Regions from separate parts of the Homo sapiens genome. Here regions 2, 3 and 4 are each linked to region 1. The links are chromatin loops, found by intact Hi-C in ENCODE. Cell type or tissue: IMR-90. All regions are shown on one strand. Region 1 has its middle 26 kb from the start of UBAP2. Region 2 overlaps UBAP2 (ubiquitin associated protein 2). Region 3 overlaps UBE2R2-AS1 (UBE2R2 antisense RNA 1). Region 4 overlaps UBAP2 (ubiquitin associated protein 2).

The links. A loop is a pair of places that touch in the nucleus more often than their neighbours do. Peaks named below come from ENCODE experiments on the same cell type or tissue, not always from the same donor. Only the 100,000 strongest peaks of a DNase experiment are listed, where the experiment ranks them.
Region 2: a loop joins it to region 1, with 6 times the contacts of the local background. A loop is called at or near these places in 36 of 110 quality-filtered maps.
Region 3: it touches region 1 in a loop (15-fold over the local background); 5 of 110 quality-filtered maps call a loop at or near these places.
Region 4: it touches region 1 in a loop (3-fold over the local background); 4 of 110 quality-filtered maps call a loop at or near these places.

What each region holds. Positions count from the first base shown.
Region 1 is chr9:34,072,507-34,077,506 of GRCh38, forward strand. No RefSeq gene overlaps it. Among named protein-coding and RNA genes, the nearest start is that of UBAP2, 26 kb to the left of the region's middle. In IMR-90, a CTCF peak has its summit at 1,881 (motif pointing left); DNase peaks (open chromatin) are centred at 805 and 1,895; H3K27ac peaks cover 1,177 bases.
Region 2 is chr9:34,021,210-34,026,209 of GRCh38, forward strand. The region is part of intron 1 of UBAP2 (ubiquitin associated protein 2); the gene reads right to left. Among named protein-coding and RNA genes, the nearest start is that of UBAP2, 25 kb to the right of the region's middle. In IMR-90, a CTCF peak has its summit at 2,087 (motif pointing left); no DNase peak of the experiment used is centred here.
Region 3 is chr9:33,735,222-33,740,221 of GRCh38, forward strand. UBE2R2-AS1 (UBE2R2 antisense RNA 1) reads right to left here. Exons shown (of 5, transcript NR_170204.1): 4 at 3,067-3,195. Among named protein-coding and RNA genes, the nearest start is that of PRSS3, 58 kb to the right of the region's middle. In IMR-90, a CTCF peak has its summit at 3,072 (motif pointing right); a DNase peak (open chromatin) is centred at 3,050; H3K27me3 peaks cover 143 bases.
Region 4 is chr9:33,940,281-33,945,280 of GRCh38, forward strand. UBAP2 (ubiquitin associated protein 2) reads right to left here. Exons shown (of 29, transcript NM_001370062.2): 14 at 4,085-4,359; 15 at 3,140-3,309; 16 at 1,369-1,582. Among named protein-coding and RNA genes, the nearest start is that of SNORD121B, 8.4 kb to the left of the region's middle. In IMR-90, a CTCF peak has its summit at 2,574; a DNase peak (open chromatin) is centred at 2,611; H3K27ac peaks cover 1,943 bases.

The DNA.
Region 1 (5,000 bases):
TACCTCTAGAATCACCTCCCTACCCTAAAGCCAAAGGAGTCTGAGGCAGAGTCAAGACTCTCAGAAGCAAGTTAAACCAGTTCCTGCAGGCCCTGACATGCCCTGCTGAATAGCCCCTGCAGAAAATTCCTGTCCTCAGCTGTAGCCACAGCTGGCTACTGATGGTAAGAAAGAGACCTGAGGAGGGGAGAGATCTCAAGGAAAACACAAGTCGACACCTTCCTTCAAATACAGATAGAGCCAAACTGGACTTTTAGGAGCTGAGACCGTGCCTGTGGGGCAAAGCTAACACTCAAGTCACCTCTTTCTTGGTCAGCATAGTGGCTACTTCTGCCTGAAAGGACATCTCCAAAGAGCACCAATGCCTGTTTCTTGGGGCCTCCATCCAACTGTGTCAGCTCAGATCCTAGCAGAGCTCCCGGTGTTCTCTGAGAAGCTGCCTCCCAGCAATATCTGAGAGCCCAGGTTTCAGTTTCTTCCTCCAGGTTGCTCAGGTCCCCTGAGTCCCGGGGAAAGGCCACACATGGCTTATTCCTCATGCAGGCAATATGGCTGGGTGTCTTGCCTCACTGTGGTTATATAGGGTAGGCTACAACCAGGGGGAGTACAGAGGTTAATGGTTCAGGATTGGGTAAAGGCCTGGCTGGAGGCTTGAGGGCTTGGAGCTTGGTGTAAAAGTTACCTCCCCCTGTTTCTGGTGCTTCAGAGTCAAAATTATTTGGCCTGACTTTAAGTGAGGGAGTTCTGCCATCTCTCCTGGACTGTAAGAGCTCAGCCGATGACTCAGGGAGCCCTAAGAATGCTTTACAGCTGTGCTCTGTAAACACCGTCACGTTTTATGTTGCAGAAGTTCACAGTCAGCCAAGAGATTTAGTTACCTGCCTGCAGTCAAAAGCTGGTTAATGATTAGAAACAGGATTTAACTGGGAGCTTCAACCTCAGATCCAGTGCTCTTTCTCTAAGCTGCCTCCTACCTAACTCCTCCAATGCTCTATTTATTTATTTCAGATAGGATCTGGCTCTGTCATCCAGGCTGAAGTGCAGTGGTGCAATCATAGCTAACTACAGCCCCAAACTTCTTGTGCTCAAGCGATCCTCCCATCTCAGCCTCCTAAGTAGCTGGGACTACAGGTACGTGCCACTTGTAGTGATTTTTAAATTCTTTTTTTAATAGAGATGAGGTCTTGGTATGTTGACTAGGCTGGTCTTGAGCTCCTGGCCTCAAGCAATCCTCCTACCTCAATCTCCCAAAGCGCTGAGGTTAGGTATGAGCCACCGCACCCCACCTCAATTTATTGAATTTGGTGATCCAGTGATCCAGTGGCAACATTCCATTCCTTCCACAATAAGATCTATTTGGCTTTAAACAAAACACACACACTTCTGAGAAGCTGTATGCTCACATCTTTGTAAATCAAATCTGCAGATAAATGCAGAGGGAAGCTTGATTCAAGGATTGCTACTCTGAAAACCTCAATAAAGTGAAATAAAACCCCAAAAACTCCTTCGAGTTTGAGACCAGCCTGAGCAATAAAGAAAATCCTGTCTCTAAAAAAAAAAAAAAAAAAATTAGCCATGCAGGGTAGTGCATGCCTGTAGTCCCAGCTACTCAGGAGGCTGAGGTGGGAGGATTGCTTGAGTGACCAGGAGGTTGAGGCTGCAGTGAGCCAAGATGGGGCCACTCCACTCCAGCCTGGGCAACACAGCAAGACCCTGTCTCAAAACAAAAACAAAAAACTCTTTCACACTACAGCTACCTTCCTCTCTCCGCAGTCCCTTTAAAAGACATTTTTGTGCATATCTTTGTTTTCTCCACACTCCATGTGGAATTTATGCAGGAGAGGGATCTCCAGAAGCGAGGAGCTAAGCTCTGGCTCCCCCTACTGGGTATATGATGGATTCATTGGCCCCAAATCTCCCATAAGACTCTGGGGCTCTCCAATCTTGTACCTGCCTGTGCTTGGAAAGCCTTTAGAAGGCAGGGCTCCCTAAGGAGAGATGTGACCGTGGAAGGCTTTCTAGAAGAGTTGGAACCTGAACTACATCTTGAAAGATTTTGACATGGGAAGTTGGTAAGCTGGTTTGTAATTATTTCGTCATTTAACAATATATCTTAACAATCATTGTATGTCAGTACCTATAGCTTTACCTCTTTTTTTTTTTTTTTTTTTTTTTTTTTTTTTTTTTGAGACGGAGTCTCGCTCTGTCGCCCAGGCTGGAGTGCAGTGGCGTGATCTCGGCTCACTGCAAGCTCCGCCTCCCGGGTTCACGCCATTCTCCTGCCTCAGCCTCCCGAGTAGCTGGGACTACAGGCGCCCGCCACCACGCCCGGCTAAATTTTTGTATTTTTTAGTAGAGACGGGGTTACACTGTGTTAGCCAGGATGGTCTCGATCTCCTGACCTCGTGATCTGCCCGCCTCAGCCTCCCAAAGTGCTGGGATTACAGGCGTGAGCCACCGCGCCCAGCCTCATTCTTTTTTTTTTATTATTATTTTTATTTTTATTTTTTTGAGACGGAGTCTTGCTCTGTTACCCAGGCTGGAGTGCAGTGGCGCGATCTCGGCTCACTGCAAGCTCTGCCTCCCGGGTTCATGCCATTCTCCTGCCTCAGCCTCCCGAGCAGCTGGGACTACAGGCGCCCACCACCACGCCTGGCTAATTTTTTGTACTTTTAGTAGAGACAGGGTTTCACTGTGTTAGCCAGGATGGTCTCGATCTCCTGACCTCGTGATCGGCCCGCCTTGGCCTCCCAAAGTGCTGGGATTACAGGCGTGAGCCACCGTGCCCAGCCTCATTCTTTCTTTTTTTAATTATTTTTATTTTTATTTTTTTTGAGACGGAGTCTTGCTCTGTTACCCAGGCTGGAGTGCAGTGGCGCGATCTCGGCTCACTGCAAGCTCCGCCTCCCGGGTTCATGCCATTCTCCTGCCTCAGCCTCCCGAGTAGTTGGGACTACAGGCGCCCACCACCACGCCTGGCTAATTTTTTGTACTTTTAGTAGAGACAGGGTTTCACTGTGTTAGCTAGGATGGTCTCAATTTCCTGACCTCGTGATCCACCCGCCTCGGCCTCCCAAAGTGCTGGGATTACAGGCGTGAGCCACTGCGCCCAGCCCTTTTCTTTTTTTTAAATCATCCAGCCCAAAATGTCAAAAGGACAAGCTTATGCTTTTATTTATTTTTATTTTTTGAGACAGATTCTTGCTCTGTCACCCAGGCTGGAGTGCAATGGTGCAATCTTGGCTCACTTGCACCCTTGACCTCACAGGCTCAAGTGATCCTCCCATCTCAGCCTCCCAAATAGCTGGGCCCACAGGTGTGCACCACCATGCCTGGCTAATCTTTTTTTTATTGTTTTTTTATTTTTTTTTAGACAGTCTCACTCTGTCGCCCAGGCTGGAATGCAGTAGTGCGATCTCAGCTCACTGCAACCTCCGCCTCCTGGGTTCAAGCGATTCTCCTGCCTCAGCCTCCTAAGTAGCTGGGACTACAGGTGTACACCACCACACTCGGCTAATTTTTGTATTTTTAGTAGAAACGGGGTTTCGTTATGTTGGCCAGGTTGGTCTAGTACTCCTGACCTTAGGTGATCTGCCCACCTTGGCCTCCCAAAGTGCTGGGATTATAGGCGTGAGCCACTGCACCTGGCCATGCCTGGCTAATTTTTTAAATTTTAGAAATGGGATCTCCCTGTGTTGCCCAGGCTGGTCTTGAACTCCTGAGCTCAAGTGATCCTGGCACCTTGGCCTTCCAAAGTGTTGGGATTACAGGGATGAGCCACCATGCCCAGCTACTTCATTCTTTCAAAAGTGGGCTATATATGTACATTTAAAAAACTTTTTATGGCTAGGCTCAGTGCCTCACGCCTGTAATCCCAGCACTCTGGGAGGCCAAGGCAGGTGGATCACCTGAGGTCAGGAGTTCAAGACCAGCGTGACCAACATGGTTAAACCTGATCTCTAATAAAAATACAAAATTAGCCGGGCGTGGTGGCGGGTGCCTATAATCCCAGCTATTCGGGAGGCTGAGGCAGGAGAATTGCTTGAACCCGGGAGGTGGAGGTTGCAGTGAGCTGAGATCGAATCCATTGTACTCCAGCCTGGGCAACAAGAGCAAAACTCCATCTCAACAACAACAACATTTTATTATTAAAAAAACTCCAACATTTAAAAATTAGGCTGGGCACAGGTGCTCATGCCTGTAATCCCAGCACTTTGGGAGGCTGAGACAAGAGGATTGTTTGAATATAGGAGTTCCACACCAGCTGGGAAACATGGTGAAACGTTCTTTTTTTTTTTTCTTTTTTGAGATGGAGTCTTTCTGTGTTGCCCAGGCTGCAGTGCAGTGGTGCAATCTCGGCTCACTGCAACCTCTGCCTCCTGGGTTCCAGCGATTCTCCTGACTCAGCCTCCTGAGTAGCTGGATTACAGGTGTGCTCCACCACAACGCCCAGCTAATATTTGTATTTTTAGTAGAGATGGGGTTTCAACATGTTGGCCAGGCCGGTTCCAAACTCCTGACCTCAAGTGATCTACCCGCCTTGGCCTCCCAAAGTGCTGGGATTATAGGCGTGAGCCACCGCGCCTGGCCAATATTATTTCTACTAAAAATTGTTTAAAAAATTAGCCAGGGGTTGGCTGGGCACGGTGGCTCACACCTGTAATCCCGGCACTTTGGGAGGCCAAGGTGGGCGGATCACGAGTTCAGGAGATCGAGACCATCCTGGCTAACACGGTGAAACCCCCATATCTACTAAAAAATACAAAAAATTAGCCAGGCGTGGTGGCGGGCACCTGTAGTCCCAGCTACTCGGGAGGCTGAGGCAGGAGAATGGCGTGAACCCAGGAGGCGGAGCTTGCAGTGAACTGAGATCGCGCCACAGCACTCCAGCCTGGGCGACAGAGAGAGACTCTGTCTCAAAAAAAAAAAAAAAAATTAGCCAGGGAAGGTGGTGTGCGCCTGTGGCAGGAGGCTGGGGCAGGAGGATGGCTTGGGCCCAG
Region 2 (5,000 bases), 51 kb before region 1:
TCTGTGTTAGCTGCACTAATATTAACTTATTTTTTCAACAGCTTCATTAACTGGCTTGCTAAAGGCCACAGACATATTATTGTACTGCCTTTTACATTATAGTAACAACCAATTATCTAGAATTTCTCACAGCCTCAATACACTGGTTTAAAACTTTTTACTGCATTTGAATCTGCCTCTCCAGTCAGTATGAATACACATTTTGCATCCTTTTTCAGTTTAACAACTTTATAATTTTGTTGGTTTGGGTTTATCATTTTGGTTGTATTATAGAGAACAAGGTTAATTGTTTTGCCATGATTCCATTTATTTTTAAAGCATTCTCTCAGATATGAATAAATGCATACGAACACACTGTTTTAAAACTGTGATGCATTTAAACAAATGTAAGGCATATCTGTATTTGAGAAAGAATCCATTTGATTTTTTTTTTTTTTTTTTTGAGACGGAGGCTCGCTCCATCACCCAGGCTGGAGTGCAGTGATGTGATCTCAGCTCACTGCAACCTCCGTCTCCCGGGTTCAGGCGATTCTCCTGTCTCAGCCTCCCAAGCAGCTGGGACTACAGACGCCTGCCACCACGCCCGACTAATTTTTGTATTTTTAGTAGAGATGGGGTCTCAACTTGTTGGTCAGGCTGGTTTCGAACTCCAGACCTCGGGTGATCCAACCGCCTCAACCTCCCAAAGTGCTGCAATTACAGACATGAGCCACTGTGCCCGGCCCCATTGGATTATTTTTAAAATCACCTTCAGGCCAGGCACCGTGGCTCACACCTGTAATCCCAACACTTTGGGAAGCCAAGGCAGACAGATCACCTGATGACAGGAGTTCAAGACCAGCCTGGCCAACGTGGTGAAACCCTACCTGTATTAAAAATTCAAAAATTAGCCGGGCATGGTGGCGCACCTCTGTAATCCCAACTACTTAGGAGGCTGAGGCAGGAGAATCGCTTGAAGCCAGGAGGAGGAGGTTGCAGTGAGCTGAGATTGCACCACTGCACTCCAACCTGGGCAACAAGAGCGAGACACCATCTAAAAAAATAAAAATAAAAAAATCACCTTCAGCACTAATACTCTGCAATTCCATCTTAAGTATCTAAAGTGAAGCATCCAAGCTGGGCAAGGTGGCATGCACCTGTAAGTCCCAGCTATTCAGGAGGCTGAGGCAGGAAGATCACTTAACCCACAGTTCAAATCCAGGCTAGGCAACACAGCAAGACCCCTTTTTTTTTTTTTTTTTTTTTTAAGACACAGTCTGGCTTTGTTGCCCAGGCTGGAGTGCAGTGGCACGATCTCGGCCCAGCAACTTCTGCCTTCCAGGTTCAAGTGATTCTCCCACCTCAGCCTCCCAAGTAGCTGGGACTATAGGTATGTGCCACCGTGCCCAGCCGATTTTTTTTGTATTTTTAGTAGAGATGGGGTTTCACCATGTTGGCCAGGCTGGTCTTGAACTCCTGACCTCAAGTGATCCACCAGCCTCAGCCTCCAAAGTGCTGGGATTACAGGTGTGAGCCATCATGCCCAGCCACCTATCTCCTTAAATAAATACATTTTAAGAAAAGAATAAAACAGAATTAAGCATCTAATCAAAAGCTAACTTGTTGAGTAGTATTCCTACCACAAAACCTTTTTAAGAAGTGAGTAGTTTACTCATAGATTTCCAGTTCTGTTGATTGGATTATCTGATCTTTTTCTCACTGTTTATTCTCAGTGACCCCATTTATGAAAATAATCGGCTGGGTGCAGTGGCTCACGCCTGTAATCCCAGCACTTTGGGAGGCCGAGGCAGGCGGATCACGAGGTCAGGAGATGGTGACCATCCTGGCTAATACAGTGAAACCCTGTCTCTACCAAAAATACAAAAAATTAGCCAGGCATGGTGGCACGCGCCTGTAGTCCCAGCTACTCGGGAGGCTGAGGCAGAAGAATCGCTTGAACCCAGGAGGCAGAGGTTGCAGTGAGCTGAGATCGCACCACTCCACTCCAGGGAAACAGAGCAAGACTGTCTCAAAAAAAAAAAAAAAGAAAGAAAATAATCTAGGTGAAATAACAAAATGAGACTTTCTCCATACAGGAGTGCCATCTGGTGATAAAAATCTGCATGTACAGAAGAAATATACTTAACCCATATTCAATGTACATTAATTTTTTGATTTACAGAAAAATGACTTAATCTTTATAGCCTCACTACTATAACCAAACATTTTGATATAATGTACATGAATCCTCACTTGTCAAGGAAGAAAACCATAACTCTTTGTTATAACGCAAACTATTAAAATTTTACTGGTCCATGTTCACAGTATCAACATTAAGACTATATCTCCTTCCAATCATCAATTCTTAATATTCCACAATGAATACGTAATTAGCCTATAAATAATGACCCGGTTGCATGGCTAAACCAGAATAGTTGCTTTGTGAAACATAAAAACTACATGGCTTACTTTATTGTTTGGAAAAAGTTTTTCTCTTAATTAAGGTTTACTGCTCTGGGTTATATATTCATAAATTGTTACTACAAAGACTTCTAGCTTAAAAATAGCAAATACAGGCCGGGTGCAGTAGCTCACGCCTGTAATCCCAGCACTTTGGAGGCCAAGGCAGGCGGATCACGAGGTCAGGAGATCGAGGCCATCCTGGCTAATAAGGTGAAACCCCATCTCTACTAAAAATACAAAAAATTAGCCGGGCATGGTGGCACGCACCTGTAGTCCCAGCTACCCAGGAGGCTGACGCAGGAGAATCGCTTGAACCTGGGAGGCGGAGTCTGCAGGGAGCCGAGATGGCGCCATTGCACTCCAGTCCGGGTGACAGAGCAAGACTCTGTCTCAAAAAAAAATAAAAATAAAAATAGCAAATACAAGGATGGGCGCGGTGGCACACGCCTGTAATCCCAGCATTTTGGGAGGCCGAGCCGGCTGGATCACCTGAGGTCGGGAGTTCAAGACCAGCCCGACCATCTCTACTAAAAATACAAAATTAGCCGGGCGTGGGGGCACATGCCCATAATCCCAGCTACTCAGGAGGCTGAGGCAGGAGAATCGCTTGAACCCGGGAGGAAGAGGTTGCGGTGAGCCAAAATTGCGCCATTGCACTCCAGCCTGGGAAACAACAGCAAAACTCTGTCTCAAAAAAAAAAAAAATAGCAAATACATTCTTTGAAAAATAAAAATAATTGTAAGGGCCTCAGGACATCCAAGAATGCATGCTTAAATAAATTCAGATTAACTTGTCTTCTGTCAGTTGTGCCTCTCCACACTATCACTGAAATGTTATAATACCTAATTCCCTATTCATAAAAAGTCTTAATATTAAAGATGTCCAGCAAAAAAATTTCCAGAGATGAAACAGGTTTCGCACAACAATCACAGGGGATGGGGGATGTGACTGAAATCTTCTGGAAAAACGGGTCAGAAAATAACTTTAACAGGATGCATGATTCAACAGACAAATTTTCCCGTATTAATTTTACATAAAACTTCTGATAAAGCCAGGCGCGGTGGCTAATGCCTGTCATCTCAGCACTTTGGGAGGCTGAGGCGGGTGGATCACTTGCGGTCAGGAGTTCCAGACCAGCCTGGCAAACATGGCGAAACCCTGTCTCTACTAAAACTACAAAAATTAGCTGGGTGTGGTGGCGTGAGCCTGTAATCCCAGCTATTTGGGAGGCTAAGGCAGGAGAATCACTTGAACCCGAGAGGCGGAGGTTGCAGTGAACCGAGATCATGCCACTACACTCCAATCGGGGCGACAGAACAAGACTCTGTCTCCCCAAAAAAAAAAAACTTCTGATAATTGTGAATCCATTAAATCAAGGTAAAAGCGTAAGTTACCAAAATATTCTTCAAGACCCTTAAAAATTGTTACCACCACTGAACTGTAAAAATGACTGAGACATGGAAACTAGACCGTAAAAATCAACACCTTCAACTAACATACTGTTAGGAGGAACTTCTATGTCCTCCTTTTCTGGGAAATGGAGCTGTGTGTAGTAAATAGGAATGCTTCTACAACAAGTACCCAGTTGCCAGACCATAGGAATTCAGTGTACACTTGTGTTCCATCATCTATCACTTTCCACTCCCAAGAGTTCTACTACACTGGAACAGGTTCCAAGAGAATTCTCAGAATAGAAACAGACAAGAGCAAAAGATTCTAAAAATAATCCAGTAGAAACTCAAACATACCTATCTCAAGTTCTTGAGGGGCAGGAAGCACCAGGCTTACTTCAATCTATCCAACCAAATTTTGAAACCCGTATTTATCTCACCTCAAAGTGAATTAAAGATGTGATAGATTTTAACACAGGTAAAGAACTGCTGCTACATTTTTAACTTCTTTAGAAACAAAATCAGCAAAATATAATATAAAGCTTCCTATTAACGATTAAAGTGAAAAAATTGTCTAAATGTAATGAGGAAAGAAAGTCTCCGGCCGAATAAACCAACCTGATAAAACTACAAAGATATTCTCTATGAAAGGAATAGTTTTGGAAAAAAGTTTTAACTGCCTAAAAAGTTTTGTTTCCGTTTTTGTTTTCTTTTTCATAGACATACGATCTTCCCATATTTGCCTAGGCTGGTCTCAAACTCCTGGGCTCAGGTGATCCTCCCACCTTGGCCTCCCAAAGAACTAGGATTACAGGCCTGAGCTACCATGCCCGGTTTAACTGCTGTTTTTTTCAAGGACCTTTCTGAAGATAAGATACCTCAGTGAAACAGCCGCATTTTCAAGTGATCTCAGTTTAGACTTAACTGAAAATGGTTGACTTAACAACCACCAACATTTCTGTTAAAGCTTACATAAGCACAAATTCATCTAACTTTAAGGCATACAAAAAACACGGTCGGGTAAAAACTTTTCTAAAAACCATGTATATACCCTAAACGAAAAGCAAGGACACATTTTATCATTCTGAAAAGTTACAGAACACTTGCTGACAACATACTGAGAAGAGGGAAGATTTCAACAGACATTTAATAAAAGTTTGAACAGT
Region 3 (5,000 bases), 340 kb before region 1:
CACCTCCATCTCCCACAGCAGCCACAGCCACACCTCCATCTCCCACAGCAGCCACAGCAAGACCCACTCAAGGAGAGTCTGAACTCAGACATGCCTAGCGCTGCCCCCACTTAATGGTCCTTCCCTACCCACCCTGCTAGCTGAAGACAAACAGCGTATACTCTTGGGAGTTCTAGGGCCCCACCCACCACCTGATCCCTCCCATACTACCATAGCTGATGCTCTCTGGAAAGTGCCACCTCCCAGCAGGAAGCCAGCCAACTCAAAAACAGTGCATTAAACCACCAAGACTAAGGACCCTCACAGAGTCCATTTCACCCCCCTGCCACCTCCACCAGAGCAGGCATTGGTATCCACAGCTGAGAGACCCACAGATGGTTCATATCACAAGACTCTGTACAGACAACTCCCAGTGCCAGCCCAGAGCCTGGTAGACCTGTTGGGTGACTAAATTCAGAAGAGAGATAATACTCACGACAGCTCAGATCTCAGGAAGCCACATCCCTAGGAAAAGGGGGAGAGTACTACATCAAGGGAACACCCTGTGGGACAAAAGAATCTGAACAACAGCCTTGAGCCCTAGACCTTCCCTCCGACAGAGCCTACCCAAATGAGAAGGAACTAGGAAACCAACTCCGGTAATATGACAAAACAAGGCTCTTTAATACCCTCCAAAAAATCACACTAGCTCACCAGCAATGAATCCAACCAAAAAAAAATCCCTGATTTACCTGAAAAAAAATTCTTAAGGTCAGTTATTAAGCTAATCAAAGAGGTGCCAGAAAAAGGAAAAGCCCAATTTAAGGAAATAAAAAAAAAATACAGAAAGTAAGGGGAGAAATTTTCAATGAAATAGGTAGCATATAGTAAAAAGTAATCAAAACTTCAGGAACCAACGGATGTAGTTATAGAAATTCAAAATGCTCTGGGAAGTCTCAGCAATAGAAGCGAATGAGCAGGAGAAAGAACCTCAGAGTTCAAACACAAGGTTTTCAAAATAATCCAACAAAAACAAAGAAAAAAGAATAAGAAAATATGAACAAAGCCTCCAAGAAGTCTGGGATTATGTTAAATGACCAAACCAAAGAATAATCGGCATTCCTAAGAAGAAGAGAAATCTAAAAGTTTGGAAAACATATTAGGGTATCCACTACTGGGTATCTACCCAGAGGAAGTCATTACATGAAAAGGATACTTGCACACATATGTTTATAGCAGCACAATTCTCAGTTGTAAAAATGTGGAACCAACCCATATGCCCATCAATCAATGAGTGGATAAAGAAACTGCAGTATACATATACGATGGAATACTACTCAGCCATAAACAGGAATGAATTAATGGCATTCACAGCAACCTGGATGAGATCGGAGACCATTATTCTAAGTGAAATAACTCAGGAATGGAAAAGCAAACATTGTATGTTCTCAATCATATGTGGGAGCTAAGCTATGAGGATACAGAGACATAAGAATGACACAGTGGACTTTGGGGACTCAGGGAGAAAGGGTGGGAAGGGAGTGATGGATAAAAGACTACAATTTGGGTGCAGTGTATACTGCTCGGGTGATGTGTGCACCAAAATCTCACAAATCACCACTAAAGATCTTACTCATGTGGCTGGGCGCAGTGGCTCATGCCTGTAATCCCAACACTTTGGGAGACCGAGGCAGGTGGATCACGAGGTCAGGAGATCGAGACCATCCTGGCTAACATGATGAAACCCATCTCTACTAGAAATACAAAAAATTAGCTGGGTGTGGTGGTGGGCCCCTGTAGTCCCAGCTACTCAGGAGGCTGAGGCAGGAGAATGGCATGAACCCGGGACGCGGAGCTGGCAGTGAGCCGAGATCGCGCCACTGCACTCCAGCCTGGGCGACAGAGCAAGACTCCGTCTCAAAAAAGAAAAAAAGAAAGATCTTACTCATGTAACAAAACACCACCTGCTCCCCAATAACCTATGGAAATAAAATAATTTTTTTAAAAAAAAGAATCTAGGCTGGGCATGGTGGCTCACGTCTGTAATCCCAGCACTTTGGGAGGCCAAGGCGGGTGGATTACCTGAGGTCAGGAGTTTGAGACCAGCCTGGCCAACATGATGAAACCCTGTCTCTACTAAAAATACAAAAATTAGCCAGGCGTGGTGGCACACACCTGTAGTCCCAGCTACTCAGGAGGCTGAGGCAGGAGAATGGCATGAACCCGGGAGGCAGAAGTTGCAATGAGCCGAGATCGTGCCACTGCACTCCAGCCTGGCCGACAGAGTGAGACTGTGTCAAAAAAAAAAAAAAAAAAAGAAAGAAAGAAAAGAAAAAGAAACTAATAGGGAAAAACAGCTAGTATCACTCTTACATGAGATCTTTAGGCATTATACAGTAAGACTGTCTCAATCTCAGTAAGAACTAAGTAAATAAATAAAATAACAGACTTTTGTGCATCCAAAACTTTCAGGCAAAGATTGTAAGTTCTCTAGCATCATTATATGCCCAGGTTATATTTCTCAAGCCTTACTTGTTCCTTCCACACATTAACATTTCAGAATTATATTTCATTTATAACAGGTATTCTCTAGGCTCACTAACCTGACAGGGTTAATATCAAAAAATAAAAACAAAAATAATGGCATTTAAATAAAAATAGCCTCTGGCTTGAGCCCATCCTAGCAACCACAGTGAAATTCCAGCTTCCCCCAAATCTTCTCAGAGTTCTTGGATGGCCTGAGAATGATCCCCACAGCCTCTAGACGCTACCTGCAATGTTCTTTGCAAGGAGCTCCCCTCTTCCCTTCAATTGGTTCCACCTCTGTCTACAAAGCTGCTTTCCTTTCTCTCTTATGGCTCACTTTACTGATACTGAACTCCTTGCTTCCCAATATTGAGATCTGCTGTGTCCTGGGGCTGGGGCTGTACCTCTCCCGTATCACTCCCCTGCTCTTGTCACCATCAGCGCTTCTGTCCTGAGCTACAAGCCCTCAGCTAAGCCACAGCATGCAAGTGCATGTTTCAGTCTACAGGCAGAGCTGGAGGCCGCTTGCTCCAAAAGAGAACATCCACTTTACTTTCTTACCTTGCTGCATCCACAAGAGGGAGCCTCGTGCCAGCTTCTCCAGCCAGGATGGTAGCCCCCAAGACTCTTCCTCTTCCATCCACCTTTAGGTGCAGCATCCAACAAGGTCAAAATCACAATGTCTTGCATCTAACAAAAAATTACCAGGCATAAAAAAAAAAAAAAAAAAAAAACAGGAAAATATGACCCTTAATATAAAGGAAAAAAACATGAAAAACAACCCAGAAATGACACAGACTATAGAATTAGTGGAAATAGTTATTATAATTGTATCCTATATGATATATAGTGTATATATATATGTAATTGATATATAATTGTATCAAAAATTTAGAAGACTGAACGTGTTGGTAGATCTATAGAAGATGTTTTTTAAATACCCAAATTGAACTTCTGAAATTAAAACTATAATGTCTAACATGAAAACACATTGGATGAGATTAACAGCAGATTAGACACTAAGAAGAAAAGATTTGTGAACTTAAAGACAGCAATAAAAGCCATCCAAATTGAAATACAAAGAGAAAAAAAAAAATGAAAAGAAACGAGAAGAGCATCAGGGCATTGTGGGACAACTTCAATCAGTCTAAAAAATGAAAAGATGCTTCCAAATGTAAAAAAGAATCCTTTAAATTGTCAAAGAGCCCATCAGAATTTTTAACAGCTCTATTAGAAAAAAAATTCATTTTGCTGCTTAAGTTCCAGCAGGCCAATCTTTGTGATGAATCCCTTGGGATGTTGCCAATCCAGACAGGCAGCTCTTAAGGTGACATACCAGTCATCCAGGGACTTACCATCATGTCAGTCATTTTGTTACTGTTTTTAATAATGTAAAATACTTGACCAATGAGGATTCCTTCCAGAAATGCAAAAGTTATCCAACAATAGGAATCCTATCTACACAAATCATTACATTTATAAAGAAGAAAGCCCACATGATTTTATGAATTAATGTATAAAGGTGTTTCTCTAATATTTAACAGCATTCTAATAAAAAGTTTAACTAACATAGGAATAGACAGAAGCTACCTAAACAAGACGAAAACTGTTTACCAAAACAGAATTCTATTTTTAATCATGATGGAATAATAGAGACTAGAAGTACCTTCCCTCCTTGCACAACTAAAAGCTGGACAAAATATATCAAGTGAAAGTTTTCAGACATTGGACAACAGGCAGTGCAAGACTGTGATCCCTGAGAGAAAGACAAGTGAGATGAGCCTGCAAGTACCCCCAGCTCACTGCCTGGAGAATTTCCAGGCTGATCACAGAAAAAAGAAACCAAAACAGGAGTCCAACAGTCTCACTGATTAAGGAGACAAAGTTCAGAGTTCCAGCAGGGCAAAATGAGAAAAATCTGTGAGGCAAAGTATCAGAGAAAAAGTACTGCAGAGAGTGAGGGTTCCAGAGATCTTCAGAGCAGTCCCTCAAGACTTGGGCTGAGTACTGCTATGTGCTTGTGTAAGGAGACTACTGAGGCTGGGGAAAGAACAGCAGAGAAGAGTAGGCAGAACAATTTCAGGAGTTCACACAGGACCAGAAATAGTGTTTTCCCTAGCCGGTTTGGGAAGATCTCCTAATACGGTGGGGCATTGGGTACAGTTCTCAAAAGCAAATTGCCTCAGTGGGGCCAAATTAGCCCTCAGTGTAAAAGTAAAGTACCTAAAGGGATGTTTAGAAATCCAGCACCCAATAACATAATGTGTACAATGTCTGGCATTCAATAAAATATTACCTAGTATGCAAATAAGCAGGAACATAAGACCCAGTACCAGAAAAAAAAAAATCATTCTATAAACATAGACCTATATATGACTCAGATGTTAGAATTTGTAGGCAAGGACATCAAAACAAGAATTATAAATTCACTCCATATGTTCAAGAAGTACAAGAAAGCATGAGTATAGTCGGGAGAAAAATGAAATGCCTAACTA
Region 4 (5,000 bases), 130 kb before region 1:
AATGTGTGTGTGAGGGTGTATACACCCTAGGAGGGGTTCTTGTGGGGCAAGGGCTTGGATTTACTCATAGGATTATCAAGTTCCAGCACTGTTAATAAAAATTGTTGGCTTAAAAATTTACTCAGAAACCTTGGACATACAGAGTTGTTGAGCTGAAATCCTAAGCTATCATGTCATATTTACAAAATAATGTCAAGTGATAAAAGGAACAAAGAGCCCAGTGTAGTGGCTCACCCTATAATCCCAGCACTTTGGAAGAAGGCCAAGATAGGTGGATTGCGTGAACCCAGCAGTTCAAGATCAGACTGGGCAACATGGTGATACCCCGTCTCTAAACAAAATACAAAAGTCAGCCAGACATGGCAATGCATGTCTGTAGTCCCAGCTCTTTGGGAGGCTAGGGTGGGAGGACTCACTGAGCCCGGGAGGTCAAGGCTGCAGTGTGCTGTGATCGCGCCACTGGACTCTAACCTGGGTGACAAAGCAAGAACCTGTACTCCCCCAAAAAACAAACAATCCACAGAATTGCTCACACTGAATGCTCACATATTAATTTTTAGCATTTCTTATCAATAAAGTATCTTTAATTAAGATATCCACATTGTAACTTTTATATGCACTAGGAAACCAAAAAATTAGCGCAACTTTCTTTATTGCAGTGGTATAAAACAACCTGCAGTATCTCCAAGGTATGCCTGTAGTGTCATCCATATTATTTTAATTTCCTGGGACAGAATGATGTTCAAGTATTACTAGTGTGACATGAAATGTGTATACTTGTTCTTTTTTAAGTTTCTTTCTAAGATTCTCAGGAGATATTGGTACATCTCAACTTAACAGAAAGCAATACAACTGGCAATGACCATCAGATATGCAGTTAGCAAGAATCTAGAAGGGTAAAACTTTAAAACTATATCAAAAATAGATCTGGTTCCTTTATCTATAGTCCAGTATTATTAACAAAAACTAGGTAGAAAATACATAATTTTAACACAAAAATACCTAACAGTGATGAAGAAGCAAATACATTCAAAGCAAATGGGGCAATCAGAGAGAAAGCAGTACATGAAATATTCAGAGATATTTCAGACAATGTAGAAGTACCCAGTACTACAGCCAAAGTGCTCATACTACACGCATGCTTGGTTTTCTCCACAAAGTGTATGAACCTGCAGATCTATCCACACACTCAAGAGCATGGGTGCTAGAGATGCCCACTATAAACAAACTCAATGAACTATAAGGATTCTACTCAAAAGGTTAGTCAATTTGTAAAATAAAATCATATCCAAGAAGCATAATTTAACCAAACATTAATTTCCAAATAAGACGGACATCTTCTGAGAAAAAAACTAAAATACCACTTACCATGATGGTTCCTGGAGCTGACTCTGATGAACTCACAGGGCTTTGGTATGGGATCCTGTTATGCACAGAACTCTGGTCATAAGAGGAAGACATTGCTACTGGACTAGCAGAATTCAGTGATGAGCTTGTCAGACTGCAGGAGGTAATGACGGAAGTTGTATATGTGGAGTTCTGTACTGCACTGGTCATTGATAAAGATGTATTCAAAGGCTCACTGAAAAGAGTCAAAAATATTCAACATAATTTTGTTACTTTAAATAGCTTCATAAAAAAAAAAAAACATAAACAGCTTCACGAGATGCAACTACTGCATCAATTTATTATCCCAAATGAGACCCACCTAATTTAACTGAGAGATAGGGGGACATCTTTAAGAATACTTAGGCTGCGTGCGGTGGCTCACGCCTGTAATCCCAGCACTTTGAGAGGCAGAGGTGGGCGGATCCGGAGGTCAGGAGATCGAGACCATCCTTGCCAACATGGTGAAACCCCGTCTCTACTAAAAATACAAAAATTAGCAGGGCGTGGCAGTGGGCACCTGTAATCCCAGCCACTCTGGAGGCTGAGAAAGGAGAATCACTTGAACTCGGGAGGCAGAGGTTGCAGTGAACCAAGATCGCGCCACTGCACTCCAGCCTGGCGACAGAGCAAGACTCTGTCTAGAAAAAAAGAAAAAAAATAAGAAGATTCTTTAAGGAATCCAGGTGTTTGAGACCATCTTTAAAAAGGAAACTTAAACAAATATCAGGTTTTGCCTCTGGAATGTGAAAAAACTAAAACAACAACAACAACAAAGTCAGCCAGGCCGGTGGCTCATGCCTGTAATCCCAGCACTTTGGGAGGCTGATGCAGGCAGATTCATTGAGCTCCAGAGTTTGAGGCCAGTCTGGGCAACATGACGAAACCCTGTCTCTACAAAACATATTTAAAAATTAGCTGGGCATGGTGGTGCACGCCTGTAATCCCAGATACTCAGGAGTCTGAGGCAGGAGGATCATTTGAGCCTGGGAGGCAGAGGTTGCAGCGAGCCAAGCATGCTGCTGCACTCCAGCCTGGACAACAGAGCAAGACCCTATCTCAAAAAAAAAAAAAAGAAAAGAAAAGAAAACTAAAATCTGAGATTTTGTATTTATAAAATATTCCACTGAAGGAAAATGACTGCTGCAAACATGTGGAGAAATTAGATCCCTCATAGACTACTGGTAGGAATGTCAAATGCTACAGCCACAGTGGAAACAGTATGGGAGTTTCCTGAATGGTTAAGTTACCATATGACTCAGCAACTCTACTCCTGGGATATACATCCCAAAGAACTGAAAGCATGCAAAACTTGAAACCAAATGTCCATAGCAGCATCATTCACTATAGTCAAAAAGAGCAAACAACCCAAATGTCCACCAACTAATGAATGAATAAAATGTGGTATTATCAACACAATGAAATATTTGGCAATAAAAATGATACATTAAACATGGGTGTACCTCGAAAACTTACACTAAGTGAAAGATCAGACATAAAAGGCCACATATTCCAAGATTCCAGTTATATGAAATGTCCAGGTAGGCAAATCCAGAGACAGATTATTGGTTGCTAAGGGGCAGGGCAATGAAGAAACTGAGACTGTCTGCTACAGGTATGGGGTTTCTTATGGAGATGATGGAAGGTCTGGATAAACACTGAGGATAGCTATTACCACAGGATGTATTCTTTTCCACCAGTTGATCTCTCTTAGGGTCTATTTTGCTTCATAACAAAGGACTAAATTCAGTACCTTAAAGACTTCGAATACAAGCTGATGGGAATCTGATTACTATTTTCACTGCTTGGAGCTGATCCAAATTCAGAGAGAGAAGGTTCTGACCCAAATTCCAGAGCCCCAAACTGCACATTTAATCCTGTGACATCTGCTGAACCAGGCATTTCCACTGCAGAAGCTGGGATCTGAAAAAGCAAAGCTGTCGTGTCAGGAACAGAGGTCACAGATTCCAGGTCACAAAGGCCTATAACAGAGCCAAACAAGCATTTAGGTTCCCAGGCAATACTGGCAAGAAGAAGGAGTGAGAAACAAGGAGAAAATAGGCTAAGACTTTTCTAAAAAGAGAAAGAAAAAAAACAAGCTAAGAAAAATTAAAAGTTGGCTGGGCATGGTGGCTCATGCCTGTAATCCCAGGACTTTGGGAGGCCAAGACAGGAGGATCATTTGCACCCAGGAGTTCAAGACCAGCCTGGACAACACGGCGAGACCCTGTCTCATTTAAAAAAAAAAAGGAGAAATTAAAAGTTAAACAGGAATGGTTGGCATTAATATCACCACCTGCATCTAAGAGCAATGCGGGGGAGTTGTGATGGTGGGTGGGAAGTGAACACTGAGCTGACTACTCTATTTTTGGGGACTCACCAATGATGAAAGTATCACCTGGTCAAGGAACCATGCATCCTCCAACTATGGGATACAGCAAAACCCTCAAGAACAACAGTTCTCTGAGCCAGATCTTCAAATCTGTACTTGAAATAAGGATCTGTGGCTCTCAGCACAAACCCATTCCCTCTAATACTAGTCTGGTCACTCAGAAATGGCCATATCCTTATTATGCAATCAATAAGCTATGTGCTTGAAAAACACTGTACCCCAGTTTCCAAAACTTAGTATCCCACTAGAGCTGAATGTAAAAATAATTCCAGCTTTAGGACGGTGACTTCATGATGAAATGCCCACCTTAGAAGCTGGGGGTATCCGCCGCTTAGCAAGTTTGATGTGTTTGGGCTGTGGCTGGTGGACAGACACAGAGATATTTTCAATGGTCGTGCTGGGAAGCTGCAAAAGCTTGTTCACAGTGGAGGGACTGTCTCCAGGTGTTGATTCTCGAAGTTTTGCCTGGGAAGGAAAGGACTCCAAACCAGGAGGAGGAACAGTGACTGCCTGGCTCTGGTGCTGTTGTCGCTGGCTCAACTGGCTAAGAACTGGGGATGGCTCAGGTTGAGATTTGAAGTCTAAAAAAAGTAAGCAGCAATTAATGAGGCATAATGGCTTCACAATGTTCTTCAATAGAACATGAAGTGTTCTATTACCACCAATTTCTCCAAATCATTTCCAGTTGAATTTCTTAGGTTTTACACACACTATGTGTAACACTTCATTTATGATAAACGGGAAAAGTTCCTAAATGGGTACACACCTTGTTTCCTATCCAGAGAGATTTGGTTTATGTTTAAGCATAGGGAGTGATGAACTCGTGAGAACAATATTATGGTGCTATACACACCTGACCATTAGCTAACAGAGAATCATACTTTTATTATTTTATGGATTTTCTACATAACTGTTAAAAATTTGAGCCAGGCACAGTCACTCATGCCTATAATGCCAGCACTTTGGGAGGCTGAGGTGGGAGGATTGCTTTAGCCCAGGAGTACAAGGCTGCAGTGAGCTATGATTGCACCACTGCATTCCAGCCTGGATGACAAAACAAGACCATGTCTTCATCCAAAAATTAAAAAAAAAAAAACTTATTAAGTTTTTGGACTAATTGATATATATATATATATGATGTTACAAAATCCAAAAGATGGCTGGGCGCAGTGGCTCACGCCTGTAATCCCAACACTTTGGGAGGCCGAGGCAGGCAGATCAC